Regions from separate parts of the Homo sapiens genome. Here region 1 is linked to region 2. A link is an interaction called in ENCODE POLR2A ChIA-PET data of the cell type or tissue named here. Cell type or tissue: HCT116. All regions are shown on one strand. Links, peaks and the distances in the headings refer to the core of each region. The heading gives the core; the rest is flanking DNA.

Region 1 (12,001 bases), core at 3,678-8,677, 74 kb before region 2:
GAATTACCTGCCTATGAATGACTGTGCCACAGCTTCACCCAACTGCCCTCTGAAGTGAGTTCGTAGCATCATCCAAGTACATGAACATCATTCTTTTGAAAAAGTTCCTGTAGTAATACCATCTAGAAATGTGTGCCATGGAACTTCAGGAAAACTCATATCAAGTGGAAGCATCTTCTGTATGAAATTTCTCTTGAACTGAAACTAAAATGGGTTCCTTTGGTAACCGGGAGAAATGTCTGCCAAAAATTCTTTTGGCACTAACGAGTACGTCCCTACTCAGGAAAGCAACTTGAAAGACCATTTAAAACGTGTGCTGGCTGGCCGGGCCTAGGATCAGTATTTGTTCAGATTATCAAAACATATGGAAAGTCCTGGCTGCAGATGGCAGCATCACACTAATGCATCCTTTCCAAAGCCTCCCAGGGCTGATGTGTGAGAAAGAGCCATAAAAGCTCTTTGGTGCCCGGAGGACTACAGTTCACTCACTTTAAAAAACAGCCAGAAGTTTTCATTTTTGGGAGTGAAAACTTGCCTCGACTCTGCAGGCATCCATTTCTAAAGTCGCTGTGATCAGACTTATTTGTGGGGCTTGGGAGACAGACACGATGAATGTGTATTTTATTAAAGCTCAATTGTAGGGCCCTTGAAAACACAGATTTGTCAGCATTTCACATTAATAGGCTTTTTATTTGTTTGTTTTTCTTCCTGATTTATAGACAGCACCCCATTATAGAGGCAATATATCTTCATTTAAATAACTTTCAAGTTATTTATGACTGGCAAGGACTTTGAGGCTGGGGTGTTTTACTTTGTTTTATTTTTATTAAGAAGTTCATTCTGGTTCTAGGGATAACAGTAGAAATAAAAGCAATTTAACAGAGTTCCCTGGATGATTGAAATAATCTGAGTTAATTGCATGACGGATCCAAATTTTTCAGGAGAATGTTTTCATTTCCAGCTATATTCTAACTTAAATTTATAATGAAAATGATACGTATCAATAAATGATGAAAGCTCATTATGTGACAGATACTATGTAAGACTCTTTTATGTCCTATTTCATTTAACTCTTGCTACACATCCATAATTATTCTCACTTTGCATCTGAGGAAGCAAGGGCAAAGAGAATCAGTGACTTGCCCAAGATCTCACAGCTCATGATGGTAGAGCCAGGCTGAAACGCAAGAGTTTTCATAAGATCAGTTCCTTCAGAGCCATGCCAGCTTCTTCTCTGAGGAGAAAGACAGGCTAGTAAGTAGGGCAGGAGAGCTTCAAGACCGAAAGTGGATGTGACTTGTAAGCACTTGAAATGGGTGGTGGGTGATTTTTAAAATTTGTTTGTTTCTTTATTCAACAGATACTTATCGAGTGTTTTGTATGTACCAGGCCCAGGATAGGAATGGAGGAAACACCAAGATCATCTATAATACACAGTTCTTGATCCTTTGTCATCCACAAGGGGAACCCAGCACACACACAGGTCATTGAAATATGGGGCACTCTGTCACTGCATTTAGTGCATTGTATTATACAACAACACGGGGACCCAGAGAAGGCAGACCTTACCTGGGGTAGAGGAGAAAAGAAGCATCCTGAAGGAGATGAGGCTTCAGTTGAGCCTGGTGAGCTAACCTGGCCTATTGGAAGGGATGGAGGAAGGGCATTCCAAACAGAGGGGCAGCAGAAACCAAAAACAGCATGGCATGCACCTTAAGTGTCAACCAGCTGCCACACTAAAGTGCACAATTTAGAAAAGAATTGTGTCAAGTTCAAAGGGAAGCATCAGAGTCACCATTCTCATCAACCCCTTAATTAACCTAAAAACTGTTATAATAATGCTAAATCTCAAGGTCAATTATACGGCACCCTCAACCACCAAAAGTATAGTGAAGAATCTGGGAGGGGAAAAAATACAAAAACTAACATTTATTGAATACTATTCATATCATCTCAGTCACTGATTCCCATTAACCCTGTGATGTTAATATTAATGTACCTTGGCCGGGTGCAGTAGCTTACACCTGAAATCCCAGCACTTTGCAAGGCTGAAACAGGTGGATCACTTGAGGTCCGGAGTTCGAGATCAGCCTGGCCAACATGGTGAAAACCCATCTCTACTAAAAATACAAAAATTAGCTGGGGGATGGTGGCGCACACCTGTAATGCCAGCTACTTGGGAGGATGAGGGAGGAGAATTGCAAGAAGTTAGGAGGCAGAAGTTGCAATGTACCTGTTCTATGATATGTCTTTACAATGCTAAGGAACTTGCTCATAGTTAAGCAACTAAGAAACGGCAGGGTCAGGGTTGAGACCCTGGTGACTCTAAAGCCCGCGCTCTTTTAATGGTTTCTTTCCTTATAGGACCCCCAAGAGGAGCATCTCAAAATCTGTGTACTGTGACTTTCTTATGCACTTTACCCATCAGAAAGTGCCTCAAACTCTAACTCCGGTGGTTTACTTTTATAAATCACAAAACTATTCCCATTGCCAAGTCCTCATCATCTCACATATTGATTAAAAATCAACCTCCCAGCTGGATGCGTGGCTCATGTCTATAATCCCAGCACTTTGGAAGGCCCAGGCAGGCAGATCGCTTGAACCCAGGAGTTCGAGACCAGCCTGGCCAACATTGTAGAAACGCCGTCTCTACAAAAAACACAAAAATGAGCCAGGCGTGGTGGTGCGTGCCTGTGATCCCAGCTACTTGGGAGGCTGAGGTGGGAGGATTGCAGTGGGAGGATTGCTGGAGCCTGGGAAGTTGAGGCTGCAGTGATCTGTGATCACACCACTGCACTCCAGCCTGGGTGACAGAGAGAGACCCTGTCTCAAAAAAAGAAAAAAAGAATTAACCTTTCAACTCCCTCTGTCCTCAGTCTCACCACTACCAGTTCAGTTTTTTCCTAAAATAGAACTAATCACATCATTTTCCAAACAAAAATCTTTACTGCCTTCCAGTTGCCTTCATAATAAAGCTCAAACTTCTTAGCATAGTACTGTGTTCATGGCTGTTCTCTTAACCCTGCGCTCATCTGTCTGTTTCTCTCCTTTTTATTTTTATTTTTTTTATTTTTTGAGACCAAGTCTTGCTCTGTCACCCAGGCTGGAGTGCAGTGGTGTGATCTTGGCTCATTGCAACCTCTGCCTCCCAGGTTCAAGCGATTCTCCTGCCTCAGCTTCCCGAGTAGCTGGGATTACAGGTGTGTGCCACCAGGCCCGGCTAATTTTTGTAATTTTAGTAGAGACAGGGTTTCACCATGTTGGCCAGGCTGATCTGGAACTCCTGAGCTCAAGCAATCCACCCGCCTAGGCCTCCCAAAGTACTGGGATTATAGGCTGAGCCACAGCGCCTGTTCATCCCACTACCTTTTACCATGACTGTAGTGACACTGGACTACTTACTGTTGCCTGAATATGGTATGTTCTGTTTCCCTAAAATGTACTTCCTATCCTTCTTAATCTGACAGGATCTGACAAAATTCAATTAATCTTTCAAGGCCTAGTTTAAATGTCACATCCTCTATGAAACCTTCTCCTATCTCTTTGCATTAAATGAATGTTCTCTTCTTTATACTCCCATGACATGATTCCCACCTTTATTAGCATATTTATCATTTTGTTTTACAATGAGCTGTGTATGTGTACACCTGTTGAATTGAGAGTGCTGTCATACTCACCATCCCGTATGAAAGTCACTTGCAATTCCTCATAAGCCAAAATAGTAGACACTCAAAGTGCTTATTGAATGAATAAAACCCACTTATCTGAATTCACAGAGGTATTAAAGATAATGAATTAGGAAGGGAAAAATGAGATTGCAAGTATGACAGGCATGCTGATTGTAGGGCAACATACAACTCTTAGCAAGAGAAGGATAGCCACATAAAACATAAATAATCAAAAATACCAGTTTGGGATTATTTGCTTTGAAGTTAAATAACCCATTTATTTTGGTAGACCTTGAGGTGGCATTGTTACTGCACAATACAATTGATACTAACAGTAATGACCCAGTATCACTATGAAAGCATTTACAATTTGTTGTACAGAGTGTGTACATCCTTATTCATGGTGGCATGAGGATTATAGCTCAATGTAATAAAATTGACAGTACAGAAATAAGCCCATGTGTCTATAGTCAATGGACTTTTGAAAAAGGTGCCAAGACCATTCCAATGGGGAAAGAATAATCTTTGCAATAAATGGTGCTGCGACAACTGGATATCCATATGCCGGAGAAGTTGGGTCCCTACCTCACACCATATATTGAAACAAACTCAAAATCGATCAAAGACCTAATTGTAGGATCTAAAACTATAAAACTCTTAGAAGAAAACTTAGGTGTCAATCTTTATTACCTTGGATTTAGCAATGGATTCTTAGATATGATACCAAAAGCACAAGCAACAAACAAACAAAAAATAGATAAATTGGACTTTATCGAAGTTAAAAAACTTTGTACATCAAAGGACAGTATTAAGAAAGTGAAAAGGCTGGGCACGGTGGCATATGCTTGTAATCCCAACACTTTGGGAGGCCATAGCCTGGGCAACATAGGGAGCCCCCATTTCTACAAAAAACAAGAAATAAATTAGCTGGGTGTCATGGTAACACGTGCCTGCAGTTCTAGCTACTTGGGAGGCTGAGGCGGGAGGATCACTTGAGCCAGGTAGGTTGAGGCTGCAGTGAGCCATGATCACACCACTGCATTCCAGCCTGAGCAACAGAGCAAGACCTTGTCTCTCACACACAAAGCAACAACAACAAAAAAAAAAAAAAAAGAAAAAAAGAGAGAGAGAAAAAAAGAAAGAAAAAAAAGAAAAAAAGTGAAAAGGCAACCTAAAGAATGAAAGGAAATATTCGCAAATCATTTATCTGATAAGGATCTAGTATTCAGAATATATATTTTAAAAAATCTTACCTTGCAGCAACAACAACAACAAACCCAATTAAAAAATAGGCAAAGGACTTGAATAGGCAGTAGCCAATAAGCACATGAAAAATACTCAGCATCACTTGTTACTATGGAAATGCAAAGCAAAACCACAAGGAGGTACCACTTCACACCCACTGGGATGGGTATAATTTTTAAAAAACAGAAAATACAAGGGCTAGTGAGGGTGTGGAGAAGTTGGAACCCTTGTGTATTGCTTCTGGGAATATAAAATGGTGCAGCTGCTGGGGAAAGCAGTTTGGCAGTTCCTCAGAAAGTTCTAGAATTTCCATGTGATCCAGCAATTCCGCTCCTAAGTACCTACCCAAGAGAATTGAAAATATGTAATCAAACAAAAAATTGTACACAAAACTTCATAGCAGCATTATTCATAACAGCCAAAAGATGGAAACAATTCAAATGTCAATCAACCAATGAGTGGATTTTACAGATGTTAACATTTTGGTATACTGGCTTCAGCAAATTTGGTGTGTATGAATCTGTCCCGTTTATTTTTATATATTTATAACATATTTGAATTTATAAACAATATGTAATATTGCTTTACATAATTTTAAAATTTTTGGCTGAGTGCAGTGGCTCATGCCTGTAATTCCAGCACTTTGGGAGACCAAGGCAGGCTGATCACCTGAGGTTAGGAGTTTGAGACCAGCCTGGGCAACATAGTGAAATTCCGTCTTCACAAAAAATACAAAAATTAGCCGGGTGTGGTGGCTCGTTCCTGTGATCCTGGCTACTCAGGAGGCTGAGGTAGGAGGATCACTGGAGCCCAGGAAGTCGAGGATGCAGTGGGCCGTGATTGCACCACTGCATTCCAGACTGGGTGACAGAGCAAGACCCTGTCTCAAACAAACAAACAAACAAATTCTATAAAAGACATCATACCTATCTCACTGTATTTTGCTTTCTTTCTTCAATATTTTAAATATATTGTAAAATTGTTATGTAATTGTAAGCCATCAAAAGACTTTCACAAATGTCTCATAACTTGATCTCCCTCCCTTGATTGTCCTGCCATCTCCAGTACAGCCCTGTTTAATTATTTGAGCAGTTGAAAATTCTAATAATCAAGGTCATATGTGACATAGTCATAATGCCTTCTGCATGTTTTTCTGTTACAACCGGGATTATAGAATTTAAGCTATAAGACACAAAGCATTAAAAAGTATTGGCAGGATCATAAACATATTTAGTATGTACACACTAAATCTGTAGATATTTAGTATCATTAGGTCAGAACTTACAACAGTTGTATTCTCAGACCAGTCCTTAGCCTTCAACAATATTTGCTTAAGAAACTAATTTTATCAAGGGGAAGCGTAGGTGTTTGACAGTTTTATATATGCTTCAGGTACCCCCATTCACCCCCCAAGTATAGCTACTTTTCATAACCTGTGGACTTCACAAAGGCAACCTCTCTTTTGATGCAGACTGGACATTTGTTCTGGCCTCGAGCGTGACGCATGTCCCTGATCCTCTCCTTTCCTACGTTCCTACTTTTAGTGCTCGACGTTGTCAATTACAAGGCCTCAAAGATTGACTTGAGGTCTGGCTCCAATTAGTATTCTCTGGCACCTGAGCCATTAGGTTAGCAATTCGTTTATGCATCTTTCAGGCTAAATGCACCTCATGACCTCACTCATAACAGTATTTCCCTGGGTGGTATTTCTGTTGTTGATCTTTATGCTTAAATACAGGTTATTATTTTTCCCTGTGAATCACTATGTCCACATAGGTGTGGTTGGTTAGGTAAACACAGAGGAGATACATGAGCTAAAGCTGAACCTGTAGAAACATTCTATTTTCAGTGGTTGTAGTAATGACTTGCACATTTGTAATATCTCTTTTTGGCATTTTTTTGTCGTGGGTATTGAGTCTGGAAGTAAAAAAAACGGAGATAGGTGGAGGTTGGTGAGGAACGCTTCCCACCAACAGATCAAGACATCTAAAGGCCTGGCACAGTGGCTCAGCCCTGTCTTCCTAGCTCTTTGGGAGTCCCAAACAGGAAGATTGGTTGAGCCTAGGAGTTTGAGACCAGCCTGGGCAACATAGTGAGACCCCCATCTCTACCAAAAAAAAAAAAAAAATTAACGGGGTATGGTGGCATGTGCTTGTAGTCCCAGCTACTTGGGAGGCTGGGGCGGGAGGATGGCTTGAGCCCAGGAGTTTAAGGCTGCAGTGAGCGGTGATGGCGCCCTGCACTCCAGCCTGGACAACAGAGCCAGACCCTGTCTTTTTTTTTTTTTTTTAAAGACATCTCAGGTATAGGTTTGCTTTTGAGTAACAAAAATGCACATGAAACACTTAAAAGAAAACAAAGTTACCTCTTAAAGATAGTTCTCAGGTAGATTAGTAACCGTAACTTTGTAATACCTTCCAAAATGTGTTTCTTCTTTGAACTTCTAATTGAAATGAAACCTGGTTTAATTAGCATGTGGCTTCTTGTCTCAGAGATCAACACTTTTAAAAACCAGGTAGAGAAGTCAATTTCAATGTTAATCTAGGGTGTTTGAAATTCCCTTTAGCTTTAAAATGTTTCAAAATATCCAACCTATCAGATCTATAGAAAAACAGATGTTTGTTAAGGAACTTTTCAGCTTGTTTTCACTTCATTTTCATTTTTAGTTTGCATAGACAAAATAGTTCCTAGTGGTAATTGTTTCCAGTGAAAAGAAGTTCAAGGCAAATTGAAAATATTTTTTGAATGAGCTCAAGCGATTTACAATTTATGTAGAATGCAGTATTGCTCATTCTGTACTCTTACTCATAAGTGATATTGTTTGATCATTGTTAGCATGTTAGGTACAAGATCAATGATTTTTGCTTGATAATACCTTGTACTTAAAAGTGTTTTTAGTGTTTATTTATCCTCTGGTTTTAATGTGGTGGAGTCATAATACATAAAAGAGAATATTCACTAGACCCATCTTTTGGGTTACACCCATTAACACAAAAGTTGTAATGTTTTCTAAAATGCCTTCATTTAATTGCCAACTATGCTGAACTTTTCACAAGTCACATCAATAGTGAGTCACTTAAATAAAAATTCACCAGTGTGTACAACAGAACAAAAGAAAGACGCAAAAGAAGTTTCAGCCTCTAGACAGATGTAGAATTTTCAAAAGGCACAAAGAGATAACTTTTTGTCGACTTCTCATCCTATAGAAGAGCTGTAAGAAAAATACTAAAGAGTCTAATACCTTGTAAACATTAATAGAAAACTAGTATTTCAGCAGGTGTGCCTGTTGCTTTTTATACTGAACACGGTAATCCTTTGATCATGTCTCTGAAAAGGTTTTCTTTCCCAGATATGTTGCAGCAACTTTTCTTAAAGGTATAGCTTCAGTTTCTGGAAATTTCTTGACATCTTTATTAGTTTTTGTTTTTTAAAAAAATTCCATAAAAGTAATTTGGAAAGTAATTATTTGCCACTGTGAGAATAATTGTTTTGCTTTTAGAATTTCTCCTGTTTAGATAAATTTACTAACATCTGTTAGCTATATCATACACTAAGATTAAGCTTTATTATAGTCAAAATTATACTTTTTCTTTTTTTTGTAAATGTTCCCAATTTCACTTTTATTTGTAATTTATTTAACATATAACTGTTTAAATTTTTTTTAATTTTATTATTATTATACTTTAAGTTTTAGGGTACATGTGCACAACGTGCAGGTTTGTTACATATGTATACATGTGCCATGTTGGTGTGCTGCACCCATTAACTCGTCATTTAACATTAGGCATATCTCCTAATGCTATCCCTCCCGCCTCCTCCCACCCCACAACAGTCCCCGGTGTGTGATGTTCCCCTTCCTGTGTCCATGTGTTCTCATTGTTCAATTCCCACCTATGAGTGAGAACATGTGGTGTTTGGTTTTTTGTCCTTGCAATAGTCTGCTGAGAATGATGGTTTCCAGCTTCATCCACGTACCTACAAAGGACATGAACTCATCCTTTTTTATGGCTGCATAGTATTCCATGGTGTATATATGCTACATTTTCTTAATCCAGTCTATCATTGTTGGACATTTGGGTTGGTTCCAAGTCTTTGCTATTGTGAATAGTGCCGCAATAAACATATGTGTGCATGTGTCTTTACAGCAGCATGATTTATAATCCTTTGGGTATATACCCAGTAATGGGATGGCTGGGTCAAATGGTATTTCTAGTTCTAGATCCCTGAGGAATCGCCACACCGACTTCCACAATGGTTGAACTAGTTTACAGTCCCACCAACAGTGTAAGAGTGTTCCTATTTCTCCACATCCTCTCCAGCACCTGCTGTTTCCTGACTTTTTAATGATTGCCATTCTAACTGGTGTGAGATGGTATCTCATTGTGGTTTTGATTTGCATTTCTCTGATGGCCAGTGATGATGAGCATTTTTTCATGTGTTTTTTGGCTGCATAAATGTCTTCTTATAAGATATTAACATAATAATTAAGCTTCACTACTCAACAAGTTTTTATAGTATGCCTATTACATACTCAAGACTGGGCCATGTACTGTGTTACATAAATATAAGAAAAGGTACTGCCTTCAAGGAGCTTACAGTTGATTTAATATTTGCATCTATTAATATAGTATTAGGATTATACATGTTTTTGATGTCAAAATTATAGCCAGGTAAATTGTCTACAATTGAAAAAGTTATTTTTTTAAAAAAACTATTAAATTGGTGATATATTACTGTGTATTATCATTGCAAACTGTATATATATATATTTTTTTTATTTTACTTTAAGTTCTGGGACACATGTGCAAAAAGTGCAGGTTTGTTACATACATATACATGTGCCATGGTGGTTTGCTGCACCTGTTGACCCGTCATCTAGGTTTTAAGCCTTGCATGCCTTAGGTATTTGTCTTGATGCTCTCCCTCCCCTTTCCCCCCACTGCCTGACAGGACTTGGTGTGTGTTGTTCCCCTCCCTGTGTCCATGTACTCTTATTGTTCAACTCTCACTTATGAGTGAGAACATGTGGTGTTTGGTTTTCTGTTTCTGTGTTAGTTTGCTGAGAATGATGGCTTCCAGCTTCACGTATGTCCCTGCGAAGGACATGCTGCACATATGCACCATGGAATACCATGCAAACTGTTTTTAACAGTTTCACTTTTCACCAGGTTTTGTCAGTGCCCTATAGACATAGCCTAAGGGCAAACCTCACCATCCCTACTACTAATGCTAATTCAAACGTCCATTCTAGTTTGCTTCCCAGCTGGGCATCCTGCCCGTCTCTAACCTTGCCTTCTCTTACCTCTGTTATCCACACTGCCCCGGAAACAATCTGCCTAACACTTCCTGCTCAAAAGTCTTGGTGGCTTTTCATTACCAACTGAATAAAGTCCAAGCTCTTTAATATGCATGTAAGAGGTCTTCCCCTCCCACCCCCCATGTCTTGCTCAATCTTATCTTCTGCATCTCTCCTTCTGCTATAGAATTTGATGCTCTAGCAATATTGGATTTTTTTAAAAAAGACTGTTACATACACACAACATGCTGTTTCATACCTTTGATGTCTTTTTTCCTCATTGTGTTCCCTCTGCCAGCATGGCCCTTCCCATCTTTGCCTGGATAATTCTTCCTCATTCTTTAGGACCAATTCAGGCATCATTTTCTCTAGAGGTTCTAGGTTGAAGTTAAAAGTCCCACCAGGCGTGGTGGCTCACACCTGTAATCCCAGCCCTTTGGGAGGCCAAGGCGGGTGGATCACTTGAGGTCAGGAGTTGGAGACCAGCCTGGCCAACATGATGAAACCCCGTCTCTACTAAAAATACAAAAAATCAGCCGGGCGTGGTGGCGGGCACCTGTAATCCCAGCTACTCAGGAGGCTGAGGCAGGAGAATCACTTGAATCTGGGAGGGCGGAGGTTGCAGTGAGCCGAGATCGTGCCATTGCACTCCAGCCTGGGCAACAAGAGTGAGACTCTGTCTCCAAAAAAACTCTCTATTCAGCATATTATATTGAGATTATGCATGTATATATAGAGGACATATCTTCATTTTTGTATCATCAGTGGAGCTGAACAGAATGCATGTATTGGTAGGTCTTTTTAAGTAAACATATATAGTTCAGTAGGTATATTTTCCTGTTTACAACTTTACTACTTTTTAGCAGAGTGCCATTGGGCAAATCTTTGAAACTGTTTTTTAAATCTTTTTTTTCTTTCTTTCTTTTTAGATGGAGTCTCACTCTGTCACCCGGGCTAGAGTGCAGTGATGCAATCTTGGCTCACTGCAACCTCTGCCTCCCGGGTTCAAGCAATTCTCCTCCTGCCTCAGCCTCCTGAGTAGCTAGGATTACAGGCACCCACCACCATGCCCAGCTAATTTTTGTATTTTAGTAGAGATGGGGTTTTACCATGTTGGCCAGGCTGGTTTTGAACTCCTGACCTCAGGTGATCCACCCGCCTTGGCCTCCCAAAGTGCTGGGATTACAGGCATGAGCCACCATGCTCGGCCTTTTTTCATCTTTAAAATAAGGTAATGGCTCATAGTACTGCTATAGCACAAGTATTCTTCTAAGTATTTTGCATGTGCACGCAACAATGCTCTGAATGTTTATAGCAGCATTATTCATAAGTGCCAAAAATTGAAAGTAAGCAAGACTTTCAAAGGGTGAATGGATAAACTGGTACATCCATACAGAGGAATATTATTCAGCAATTACTGAAAAAGAACCAGGAGATATACGTATCTTCCACTCAATCTTACGGTGAAACTAAAACTACTGTAAAAAACAAACTCTGTTAAAAAAGAAAAAAAAAGAGCTATCAAGCCACCAAAAGACTTGGAGGTATCTTAAATGCGTATTGCTAAGTGAAAAAAGCCAGCTGAATGTATGATTCAGCCAGCTGTATGATTCTAACTATATCACATCTGGGAAGGCAAAACTGTAAGATGGTAAAAAGATCATTGGTTTCGCTGGAAGGAGGAAGGGGTTCACAGATGGAACACAGAGGATGTTTAGGGCAGTTAATCTATTGTGTGTGATACTGTAATGGTAAATGCATGACACTACGCATTTGTCAAAACCCAGAGAAT
Region 2 (12,001 bases), core at 2,412-7,411:
GTACCGATTTACATTCCCACCAGCTGTGGATGAAAGTTCCACTAACACTCAGTATTACCTTCTTTTATTAGCTATTCTGGTGGGAGTATAGCAGTATTGCAGTCATACTTTGCAATTTCCTGATGGCTATTGAAGTTGAGCACCTTTTCATATGTTTCTTGGCAAGTTGAGTATTCTCTTTTGCAAACAGCCCTTACAAGTCTTTTGCCCATTTTTCTATTGGGTTGTCTGCATTTTTCTTACTGATTTACAGAAGTTTTTAAAAATACGTTCTGGATTTGAGTCTTCAATATCTTCTATTCTGTGCTTGTTTTTTTTTTTTGTTATCTTAGTGGATCTTTTGATACACATACATTTTTATTTCAATATAGACCAATCTGTCAGTTTTCAATTATGACAGTGTTTTTTGTGTCCTCTTTAAGAAATCTCTGCTTAGCCTAAGGTCATGGAGATATTATCTTATGTTTTCTTTTAAATATTTTATTGTTTTCAGTTCATATATAGATCACAAACAATCTGAAAGTTATTTTTGTGTATGGTATGAGTCAGGACTCAAATTTCATTTTGTTCCATAGGGATATCCAATTGGCCCAGCACCATCCTTTTCCACTGCAATGCCACCCTTTTCCTAATTCAGGTATCATATGTGTGTGCATCTGTTTCTGGACTTTCTGTTCTGTTCAGTGGCCCATTCATCTACCTTTGCACCAGCCTTAACTGCTATGGCTTTATGATAAGTCCTCTTGTAGTATAAGACCCCTCCAGTTTTATTCTTCAAAACAGCCAGGAGCTTGAGTCTTAACTGACATGTGGGGAAAAGAAATTAAAGGAGTCGATACTGAGACTTATGAATAGCTGAAACCCCCCAAAACTCCCACGCCAGCCAGGAGCAGTGGCTCACGCCTATAATCCCAGCACTTTGGGAGGCCAGGGCAGGTGGGTCACTTGAGGTCAGGAGTTCAAGACCAGCGTGGGTGACATGTGGTGAAACCCTGTCTCTACTAAAAATACAAAACTTAGCTGGGTGTGGTGGTGTGAGCCTCTAGTTCCAGCTACTTGGGAGGCTGAGGTACGAGAATTGCTTGAACCCAGGAGGCAGAGATTGCAGTGAGCCGAGATGGTGCCACTGCACTTGAGCCTGGGCAACAGTGTGAGACTGTCTCAAATAAAAATAAAAAATCAAAATAAAAAAAACCCTCTCGCTCAGCATAAGACAAAGAAATTTTGTCCTCTGTTGGCTTTGGCGTCTGAATTTATACTTCCTGCATAGTCTAAAAATCTCCGAACTAAAAATCAACATAAAAGGTTAGTCTTCAAAAGCAAGCAAAACTTTTCTGAAGGAATCTGACAGGAGATAAAGCCTAGCTTAGGATGAATTCTCATAAAATTATAAAACAATAAAAGATAAATATCTGTTGTGAAATATCAGTAGACCCAATAAATGGCAGTTAGATTAGTCACCCCTCCCCACAAGAACCTCAGATAACAGAATTATCATCTAGAGATTATTTTAAAATTGTTTAAGATAATTAAATACAAAAAAGAAGAGATTGTGAACATCAGAAAAAGCAATAATTTTTAAGACTAAGCTGACTTGAAAAAGAATCAAATAGAGTTTCAAGGAATGAAACATACAATTGTCCTTGAAATTCAGAGTATTCATTGATTCCATGAAAGTGGAAAGTCTTAGTTAAATAAATGACTGGTTCTAACCATAGAAGCATAAACATGACCCCTGGTTAATTGTCCTTTTGTACTGCGGCCATCAGACAACCCTCCATCTTTGGTTGTGACGTGCTTAACACCAGCAGACATGGAATAAGCAGGAATGTTCTGAATGGGCTGGACATCCCTACAAACTCCTTCCCAGGGTATTTGTCTGTCTGTCTTAAATACTAAATGTGGCATTTTTAGTGAAATACCACCAAAAGGGTAATGCTGAAAAATGACCTAGCAAAATAGAAATTCAGAGGGAGCTTCCTGGTGGCTACACAGTTACTATTGGAGGGTTTTTTTTTTAATGCTACCTACACAAAATGAGCCCCATCTGGCCTGGTTCAGGCTTAGGCTGTGTTGCAGGCAGCTGACATAATTCCCCATGTTTAATTTCAACACTTTCCCCAATCTGCATAGTGGAACCAGCCCTTGCAGATCTTGGAGTCAGATTGGAATTTAAATTCTAGTTTCACCGCCTACCACTGTATCTGGCCCAGAGTTGACACTCAGTCTCTGAGACCTCCTTTCCCCTCCCACCTCCAGAATCTTTATCAAAGCCTCAGGACACACAGTGGCTGTGCTTCTGCTCATCTGAGTCCTAAGGACCCTCAGGAAATGGAGATAGTAGCTACTATTTACAATTACTCTTGCCAGTCATTGCCCTCTGTGCTTTATATACGTTACTTCATTTCTTTTTCTTTTTCTTTTTCTTTTTCTTTTTTTTTTGAGACGGAGTCTCACTCTGTTGCCCAGGCTGGAGTGCAGCGGCACAATCTCGGCTCACTGCAGCTTCCGTCTCCCAGGTTCAAGTGATTCTCCTGCCTCAGCCTCCCAAGTAGCTGGGATTACAGGTGCCCACCACCAAGCCCAGCTAATTTTTGTATTTTTAGTAGAGATGGGGTTTCACCACGTTGGCCAGGCTGGTCTCGAACTCCTGATCTCAGGTGATCCACCTGCCTCGGCCTTTCAAAGTGCCGGGATTACAGGCATGAGCCACCGCGCCCAGCCACGTTACTTCATATCGATTCTCACAACTACCCTGAGACATATACATATATAATTTTCCCCATTTTTTAAAATAAAGAACCTGGTACTATTTTTTATTTTTATTTTGCCCAAGATCACACCCTACAGCATGTCAGAAAGGAGATTTGAACCCATGTCTGTTCTAGGTTTTTTCCATAACACTAAGTAGCCTGACTTGTGGCTTATGGTAATATTTTCTAAATCCAGCTTCTTTCTGAAAAGACTTCATTTTCACAAAGGTTTAAACACTTGCAAGTAAACAAAAGGGGTGGGTTCTGTGGTCTTCACGACAGCCATGTTCCCACTACAGGCCTGGCTGCTCCCTCAGCTGGGAGCTGCTGCCCACTCTTATGGAAACTGCATCCAGGACAGGCTTTATTGATGCTGCCTTCAAAGCCAAGGCGGCCATCTGAGAGGATGGAAGAAACCAGTAAAGTATGGGACTCTGGTGAGCCATCCCAGGTACAGTTGTGTTTTTATGCACCAGCACATTTGTGGAGCAAATTTGGTGTCCTCATAACGGCAGTTCATGAGTACAAGTGAGGTTCAGTTCTTTGTGTAAACAGGGGAGAAAGCCTGTGTCTGAATATAATTCCGACGGCATCAAGGTCATTTTAGAGCTGGTGGAGCTCTATTTGTCTTAGGAAATCTCGAAAACTTTTATAGGGAATTCGGAAAATATTTTCGGCCAGCAGGAAAGATAAAATCCCTGCACACAAAGTGCAGGCATGGGCCCAGAGACTGAACAGACAGACTGCTGTAAAACCCCTGTTTAATAAGGCATTAAAATGCCATCGACCTGGACACATTTTTTAAAAAAAAAAGAGCTATGAAAACAAATACCATTCAAATAATTAGGATCTTATGCCTGAGGCCAGCCTTGATGCCAAGCAGGGACTTCCCTGCAGGAATCGGAGCTGAGCCTGATTCCCAAAAGGAGGAATCAGCCAAGACAAAGGCAGCTCTGGGCCTGGGTTTTTTCCCAGCCCCCTTCGACTGCCTGCCTCTAGATGCTGAAGGCAGGGTATCTACAGTCGTTTCCCTCCCCACATCTTGGGTAACTTTCTAGTCCAGTAGCTCCAGTGGGGGTCGTGTGCCCCCTGAGGCTGACTGACCTGCCTTCAGGAAGGCCCGCGGGGAAGGCCTTGAAGGCTGAGCCCTTGTACCTTTCTGCTCCATAAAGGACAAGGAGGCATTTGAAGGCCTGCTCTATTGGGAACTATGTGCCAAATGGGAGTGAAGGTTGGATAGTGAACATTTGTTTATGAACGTAGCTGTGAGGGGGAAAAAAGATGTCTTTTCATTAGCTCCTGCAAACACGGAAGCTGCCGCTGAGCTATTTCCTGCCACCGTAGCTTCTGAATAGTTGAAGGCCAGGTGCCCAGTGGCACATTACTTTACCACCCCTAATATCGCCCCCCCAGGGTAGTTTCCAAGGGCTAAGCCTCAGAAATCTGAAAAATAAAGAACGTGTCATTTTATTATTTCTGAAATGGTTGTTTGTTTGTTTGGGGGGCACCAGTATTGCACAAGACTGATGCTTAGCAGGTCTAATTGAAGGAGCTTTCATAAAATTGAATGTTAAATCCTATTGTGTCTCTGGTACAATTTGAGAGGACCTCTTTATTTTTTGCCTTTTCATTCTCTTCCTTTAAAAAATTCTCATATGAACTTGTATCAGTGATGGGTAACTCTGCTTAAGGAGTCCCATAGAGAAAGTTGTAACTATCTGAATATATTTCTCATGTTTGATTTCTTCTTCCTCCTGTACATTTCCTTTTCTTCCAAGAGATTGTAATCACAGCAAAATTTCAAAATGAGAGAGCAGAGAAAGAGAGAGAGAAGAAAGGCGGGGGGAAAGAAAGAAATATAAAGCCCTCACATTTTCTGGGGTTAATTTGAATTGAACCAGTTGGTTTCATTTTGCGATACAAAAGAAAAATTCAGGCCTTAGGGCCTAAGACTTTCATTAAATTCAGCTTTGGCAAGTTCTAATAATACAGGGGTTTATTAAAAGCGTGAAAAATGTCATTGCCGAAGCCTTTCCTAAGCCGCGGCCTCACCTCTCAAGTATGACTCACGCTTCCTCCGTGGCCGCCTGAGCTGTAAAGTTGGGGGCAGGATATTTGAGGTCCAGGGAACCGGTTCCTTGAATCTCTCTTGCCATTTGGCCAGGATCACGTCCCAATTAGCGACCTTGCCATACAGAGCAGTAGCTGGACAGCAAAAGTGAGAGAGGGGCTGAGTGCTCAGGCCTGTTGTAAACGATTAGTCCAAAAGAGTAGCGCGAAACTTAGAACCGCTGTCCCCGGCAGGAGGAAATGAAAGGATCAACACGAGAGGAGCACTGTGGCCAATTGTTCCCGGCCACAGCCACAGGCTTTTCTGTGTGTGCCGGAAATTGACCTCCCCAAAAGCCGAGGATGCAGGCGGGGCAGGGAGATTGATAAGGCAGGTGATGCTAAATCATCCCCCTCTCAGAGCTAATGGGATTGGTCAGTGCCTTGCCAATCATTCCCCCTCCTTACCCTATAAAAATCAGTGGGTCTTTTCGAGAAGAAATGAGCATGGACTGGCACTGATTGGACCAACAAGAAGCTTACTCATCGCAATCCTTTTCACTTCTTACTACGTATTTTCATTCAGAAGCATCTCATTTGGCCTGTGGACCAAGGCCAGGAGGTTGGCAACACAGATATTACTCATCCCTTTTTATAACAGAGGATGTTGAAGCCAAAAAAGATAGAGGGACTTGCCCAAGGCCTCCAAAAACACAGCAACAAAGCTGGGACTTTCTTTTGACAATAGATGTATCCCAGTGTCACCGAGTGTGGCAACAGACTTGGAAGGAGGCAGCAAAGCTCAAGCCATCCCTTCCTGGGGGCACTAGTGAGGATGGCTGGCTGACCTGCTGGAGGCACATTCTTTTCTAAGTGTCCTTGAATGCTGTCCTGTGTCCTGGATGAGCCCCAAACCCCTGGCAGTGGGGGGCGCTCAGAGGGCTGGGAGGACCAGGCAGGAATTCCCCAGCGTCACTCTCCTGCCGCTGGCCTTGTGCACCTAACCGCACGTAGATCTGGACTTTGGCGTCTGGTAAAGGAGGCTTAACTGTGAGACAGGAGACGCAATAAAGTCAATAAACAGAATTTCCCAGAAAAGAAAAATCTCACTCTTTTAGACATCTAAAATGAGTCCCGTGCAGACAGGCAAATTATGTGGGGGGAAGGGGAACAACTTGAACTGAGCACACGTTTCATCTCTATCGTCTCATTTAATCTTTTCTATAACCTTGAAAGATAAGGAGTATTTTATTGCCCCTAATTAACGTGGAGAGACAGGCTCACAGAGATTAGGCAGGCATCTAATGAGGAGTGAAGCTCCAGGCCTCTTCTCTTTCCACTCCTGGGCCTGGCCTCTCCACCCAGAGCTCTGGTGATCCACCTCTGGGAGGACGGTGGAGAGCCCAGGGCATGACAGGAATGGCAGAGGTCCCAGCCTGTGAGCAGAGCCTCATGTTGACTTCCCCATCCCCCTGTGGTCTCCATACATTTTTAAATCTCACCTCCCTTCAGCAAAAAGCCTTAAGGCTGGACGAAGTAGCTCACACCTGTAATCCCAGGACTTTGGGAGGCCGAGGCAGGTGGATCATGTGAGGCCAGGAGTTCCAGACCAGCCTGGCCAACATGGTGAAACCCCATCTCTACTAAAAATTTAAAAATTCGCTGGGCGTGGTGGTGTGCATCTGTAGTCCCAGCTACCCAGGAGGCTAAGGCATGAGACTCGCTGGAACCTGGGAGGCAGAGGTTGCAGTGAGCCGAGATGGTGCCACTGCACTCCAGCCTGGGCAACAGAGCAAGACTCCATCTCAAACAAACAAAGAAACCTTAAAGCACAAGCTACCAATATCTTATTTACAAATTGATTTACAAATTATACATATGTACTACTATACAAATATAGACATTCGATATTTGAAAAGTATTAGAATAAGTTTAAAATGTAAGATAAATAGAGAAAGAAGTTCTACCTCCTCCGTCCCTAACTTTGCTCCAGAGAGGTCTGCTATAGATTGAGACAGAGCCCTGCCATGGCTGAGAAATTCGTGATTGCAAACATGATTTGGGAATCATCATCCTTTAGCGCTGCAAGCGTTGTGAGGAGCTGTGCGGAAGAAAAGGAGGCTCAGAGAGAGGGGAGACACGGCCAGCATGTGACAGATGCGACTAGGACCACATCTTCTCATGCTGAGTCCCAAGCTCCGTGCTCTCCTCTACACTGATAGAAAAAGAAGCCAAAGGTTCATTTTCTTGGGCCAGAAAATTACATTTGGGTCTTTCATGGGACAGACTGGAGATTAATGCCTGAACCTCCTACGTTGTGTCCCGCATACATTCAGGTCCACAGCCGCCCTGAAGAGACAACCACTGGCTTTTCAGTCTGGGCCACAGAGCATGTGGGCCAGGCTACCAGCACGTGGGGGCTAGGGAGAAGGAGGACTGTGCTGTGCCATATTTGATGCTATTAAAAGCAGCTCGCATAGTTTCCATCATTCCTCATGGAGCTGCGTCATTTCCCAGACCCAGCTCTTGCTTCAGGCACCCTAGTTAGGAATTCTGGAAGTTAAAGAAAAGTGATTCCCAAACAAGTCTCTTCTAAGTCATCCCAAGGAAGCATATTTTGACCAAGAGTTGGAAAGGCAAGGAAAGGACACCCTAGCTTTGCTATCCAAGCCAAGTGGGGCTTGGGGACATCCCCAAAACACTTTATTTTCCCCCAGACACTTTAAACAGTTGTTTTCGAGGTACCTGAACTATTTCCTGACTCTACCAGCTTGGGCAGAGCTGACTCACCCACAGGGGGAGGGCGAGAGCTAGTGCAATGACAGCCCCTCCTTTGATCAGCCCCTTCTCTGTGAAGTGGAGGGCAAAAGACAACCCAAGTTCATGGTCCAGTGGGGATGGGTGGTTGGAGTTGGTGGAGGTGACTATAAATTATCATCCTCTAAAAGGGTAACCCTCTGCCATTTTGCATGCTTCAAGTCATAAACTTATTTTACAACATGTTTGTTTCCTTTTTGTTAATAAACTCAAAGTCACTAAAAATACACATCGATTGGGTCCAGTGGCCTCAGAGGACAAGGGAAGAAGGCAAGACCAGCACAGAACACGCAGTGGTAGTGGTGATAATGGCAGCAGTAGTGGCATCTTAGAGAAAAAAGCGAAAGCTTTGGGTTGGAGAGACTTGGGTTTGAAGCCAGTTCTGACCCTTAGCCCATAACCTCGAGCAAGTTTCTTCACCTCCTTGAGCCTCAGTTTCCTCCTCTGTGAGGCAGTGGTGATAATGCCTCTCCTACCAAGTTGTGGGGAGGATTAGATATAATAATCCTAATATAGTAGAGTGCCAAGTCCAATGGCTGATGGCTGATTACTAACAAACTCAGTGTAAATGTCTTTTTCTTTTCTCATTTTATAGATGGGAAACCTAAAACTCAGTTCAGATTCAACCCTCCTTTTCTGAATCTGAAATCTAAAGCAATGCCCTTCCATAAGAGGGGAAGGAAGGAGGGTGGGAACCAGCATTTGTTGAGTTCCTGTTTAGTATCGGAACATCAGGGACAGAGAATGTGCCAAGCCCTCTCACATATGTTATTTTAATCTCCATGATCACAAGAAGCAGATGTTATTTCCAATATTATCTCCATTGCATTGACAGGCACAGAAGGAATGGCTATACTTACAGGCACAAACCAGAAAGTGACAGAGCCAAGTATCGAACCCAGGATTTCTGGCTTAAGAGGCAGAGTTGGTGCCACTAACTCACGGATGCTGAGACATCTACTTCAGTGAGATAGCATTTACCCCTGAGGGGAAAAGGGGAGATCAGAGTGGAAAATTCAGCACCTATTCTTGGTAGAAGGCTAGAAAAGAAGCAGCAGCAAGGTAGGTCTTAAGTCATCAACTCTTTTATTTTTTTATGAGATGGAGTCTCATTCAGCCACCCAGGCTGGAGTGCAGTGGCCTAATTGTGGCTCACTGCAACCACCGTCTACTGGATTCAAGTGATTCTCCTGCCTCAGCCTCCCAAGTAGCTGGGATTACAGACACCCGCCACCATGCCCAGATAATTTTTGTATTTTAGCAGAGATGGGGTTTCACCATGTTGGCCAGACTGGTCTTGAACTACTCACCTCAGGTGATCCGCCCGCCTTGGTAGAAGTCATCTTGCGCCCGGCCAAGTCATCAACTCTTAAGGCTGCAGGTAGCCAGGAGGCGTAAAGGATAACTGGCCCACGGGCGCAGTGGCTCACACCTATAATACTAGCACTTTGGGAGGCCGAGGCGGGCGTATCACCTGAGGTCAGGAGTTCAAGACCAGCCTGGCCAACATGGTGAAACCCCGTCTCTACTAAAAATACAAAAACTAGCTGGGGGTGGTGGAGCATGCCTGTAACCCCAGCTACTCAGGAGGCTAAGGCACAAGAATGAGAATCATCTGAACCTGGGAGGTGGAGGTTGCAGTGGGCCAAGATGGTGCCACTGCACTCCAGTGTGGGTGGCTGAGCGAGAACTTGTTTAAACATAAATAAATAAATAAATAAATAAATAAATAAATAAATAAATAAAACCTGGCTCAGACTTTGTCAAACCTGATGCTGGAGGATCCTCTACAGAACTCACCAACCAAGCCTCCAAAGACCCTCTGGCCATTGGCCTCCCCGTTTTCGATCAGCTCCCAATTCCAAAGAGCCCTACTTGGGACTGTCCTGCCTGGCCTGGAAAAGGAGGAGGCACACAAAGCTGCCTTACATTCTCAGAACCAGGGGGTCTCTGGTGGCTCTTGCTGGGATGAGCATTTCTCCTGTTGAGGGTGTTTCTAAAAGAGGAAAGCATGACATCTGGGAAGGGTCTCAGAGGAGCCTCAATGTGCTCAGTCATAAAATAGGAGTACACTTTCCACCTTCCCATTAGAGCAGTGCTCTCTAAATGCCACAGATGATTCACTCAGTTATATCTGGAGGAGTCTCACAATTCCTTACACCCGATGCCGGAGGTTTATATTAGCACATGCTGAGACACTTGTCTTGCTCAATAGCTTATCTTCAGGCAGGCTGACGAGTGGCTCCTCCTCTGCTGTCTGATGGCCCGTGCAGGTACCTGCTAGGCTTGGAGAGAGGGAGAGAGGTCAGGCTGTGAAGGGATGAAGGATGCAGGGGCACTGTTGTTTCCCAAAAGCGTGCCCTGTGCCAGGCCCTGTGCTAGAGGCTTTACACAAGGAGCCATATTTGGGGGCTTCTTGGCCTTAGTTTGGTTTGTTTCAGGCTTTTTTCCCTTCTTGAGAGAGAGGGAAGGCCAGTCCCATCTTGGCATAGACTGAGTGGCCTCCCATGGAAGGGTTTGAAGGAAGAGACCATTTGGAACCTTTGAAGGAGAAAGAGGCGTCAGGGCTTGGGGGTCAGATGCTGGAAAACCCTGATCCAGTACTCCCAGGCCCACCTGCCCCTAGGAAGCAACAGGCCTCTCCAGCAGCCTGTGACCCTGGGGGATGGCCTGTAGCAGTGCCCTGCTTCCTCACCACGCGCAAGGTGGCAGCCAGAGTACAAGATTCAGGCCACGCAGAGCTGAAAGCAAGGTCGCCAATGAAGGCAGCAGTCTTCTCATTGAGTGGCCTCGCATCTGCTGCTTGGGCAGTTTCCTGGCTCCACATGTCAGAAAACCATCACTCCGTGAATGACAGCTTAGGGCCCAGGAGGACCGTTCACAGCAGCCCCAAGCTCCATAGCCTTACACAGCTGACATCTTGGCCTGCCCAGACCCAGGAATTTGCCGTTATAGCAAACACTGCCAGGCCTGCTGGAAGAGAGGAAACGTGTAGAGATGTAGAAAATCTTTAGGAGGTAGAATCTGCAGTTTGGTGAGCATTTGGGGTGGGCAGGTAGGGAGAGGAGGGAGTTGGCGCTGAAGCCCAGGCTTCTGACTTGAGCAACTGGATGCTGGCTGGTGGTGCCATTACCAAAACGGAGGATGTGAGGGAGGCCTGGAGGGAGAGTCTGGGTTCCAGTCTGAATTGGAGGACTTAACATCTCTTTCTGGCAGAGATGTCCAGAAGATGGTATCAGGAGACCGAAATGAGATCGGACTTGAGGTTCGTTGGCATATGTTGGTGAGAGAAGCCGTGGGAACAGATGCCGTCACCCAGGGAGAGGACCTAGGGAGGAGTGGAAAATGCTAAAGCCCCAGCCTGAACAACAGCAGCATTGCAGGCCTGGGCAGGAGCAGGGTGTCTGAGGCGGACAGCCAGGGAGGGGAGGAAAACAAACACGGGGAGGAGGCCCAGAAGTCAACCTTTGTCCACCCGGGCAGCGATTCAGCAGATCCAGCACTTCCTGACGTTACTGCCGTTAGCACTGGGCACAGTTTCTTTTAGCCTTTCTTCTTTTTCTTTTCTTTGGGTACTTCTACAATCACAAGTTTTTTTTTAATTTAATTAAATCTTTTAATTGCAGAAATAATACGTGCCCATTGTAATAAGTTAAACGAAACAGAGATATATGAGGGAATCATCATAAGCAGTTTCTTCTAAATCATGTCTGTGTCCCTAACACACACACACAAATACACGTCATACACATACATCATACATGCATACATCATATACACATAAATGCACCCCATCTCCTGGACATTTCTGCTTAATCGATGTTGGGACCTCCGGAGTGTTTTTTTGTTTTGTATTGCATACACATGGGAGACCATATGTCAGGAACTTTTTTTCACATAGTATTTCATGTATATACAGATATAGTTCATCCCCTTGTTAACTGCTATGTAATGATCTATAGTTTGGCTACACACCAATCTTTTTGTTTTCACTTCAAATGTTCTTGAAATTGTACTCTATATTAGGATCCTTTTTTTTCACTTAGTTTTAAATCAAGTCTCATATCATTAAGGGCCCTTTGTAAACATGATTTCAATGACAGCATCATATTCCAGAATGTATCTCATAATTTACCAATTTACTTTCAGCCAGTTTGGGGCTATTAAAAAGTAAAATCACAATGAATATCATACAGTATTAAACTATGTCCGCATTCCTGGTTATTTTCTTTAGGGAATGAACACTTTTAGAGTCTTTGTCCATGCTACCAAATTGCTCGTTCCAGAAAAACCATGTCAATCTGTACTCCCACTAGCAATGGCTGAGAGAGGCTCCCAACCCCTTTTCTTAAATGTTCACTAATCTGGTAGATGAAAGTGGC

What was found. ChIA-PET counts read pairs that join two places held together with the same protein. Peaks named below come from ENCODE experiments on the same cell type or tissue, not always from the same donor. Only the 100,000 strongest peaks of a DNase experiment are listed, where the experiment ranks them.
Region 1: POLR2A ChIA-PET joins it to region 2 with 10 read pairs; 2 of 35 experiments call an interaction of 5 or more read pairs at or near these places.

What each region holds. Positions count from the first base shown.
Region 1 is chr17:61,563,434-61,575,434 of GRCh38, reverse strand. No RefSeq gene overlaps it. Among named protein-coding and RNA genes, the nearest start is that of NACA2, 22 kb to the left of the region's middle. In HCT116, for the core only: no CTCF peak of the experiment used is centred there; DNase peaks (open chromatin) are centred at 5,004, 5,986, 6,564 and 7,914; H3K4me3 peaks cover 1,291 bases; H3K27ac peaks cover 4,761 bases.
Region 2 is chr17:61,488,575-61,500,575 of GRCh38, reverse strand. No RefSeq gene overlaps it. Among named protein-coding and RNA genes, the nearest start is that of TBX4, 42 kb to the right of the region's middle. In HCT116, for the core only: no CTCF peak of the experiment used is centred there; DNase peaks (open chromatin) are centred at 4,875 and 5,155; H3K4me3 peaks cover 2,211 bases; H3K27ac peaks cover 4,644 bases.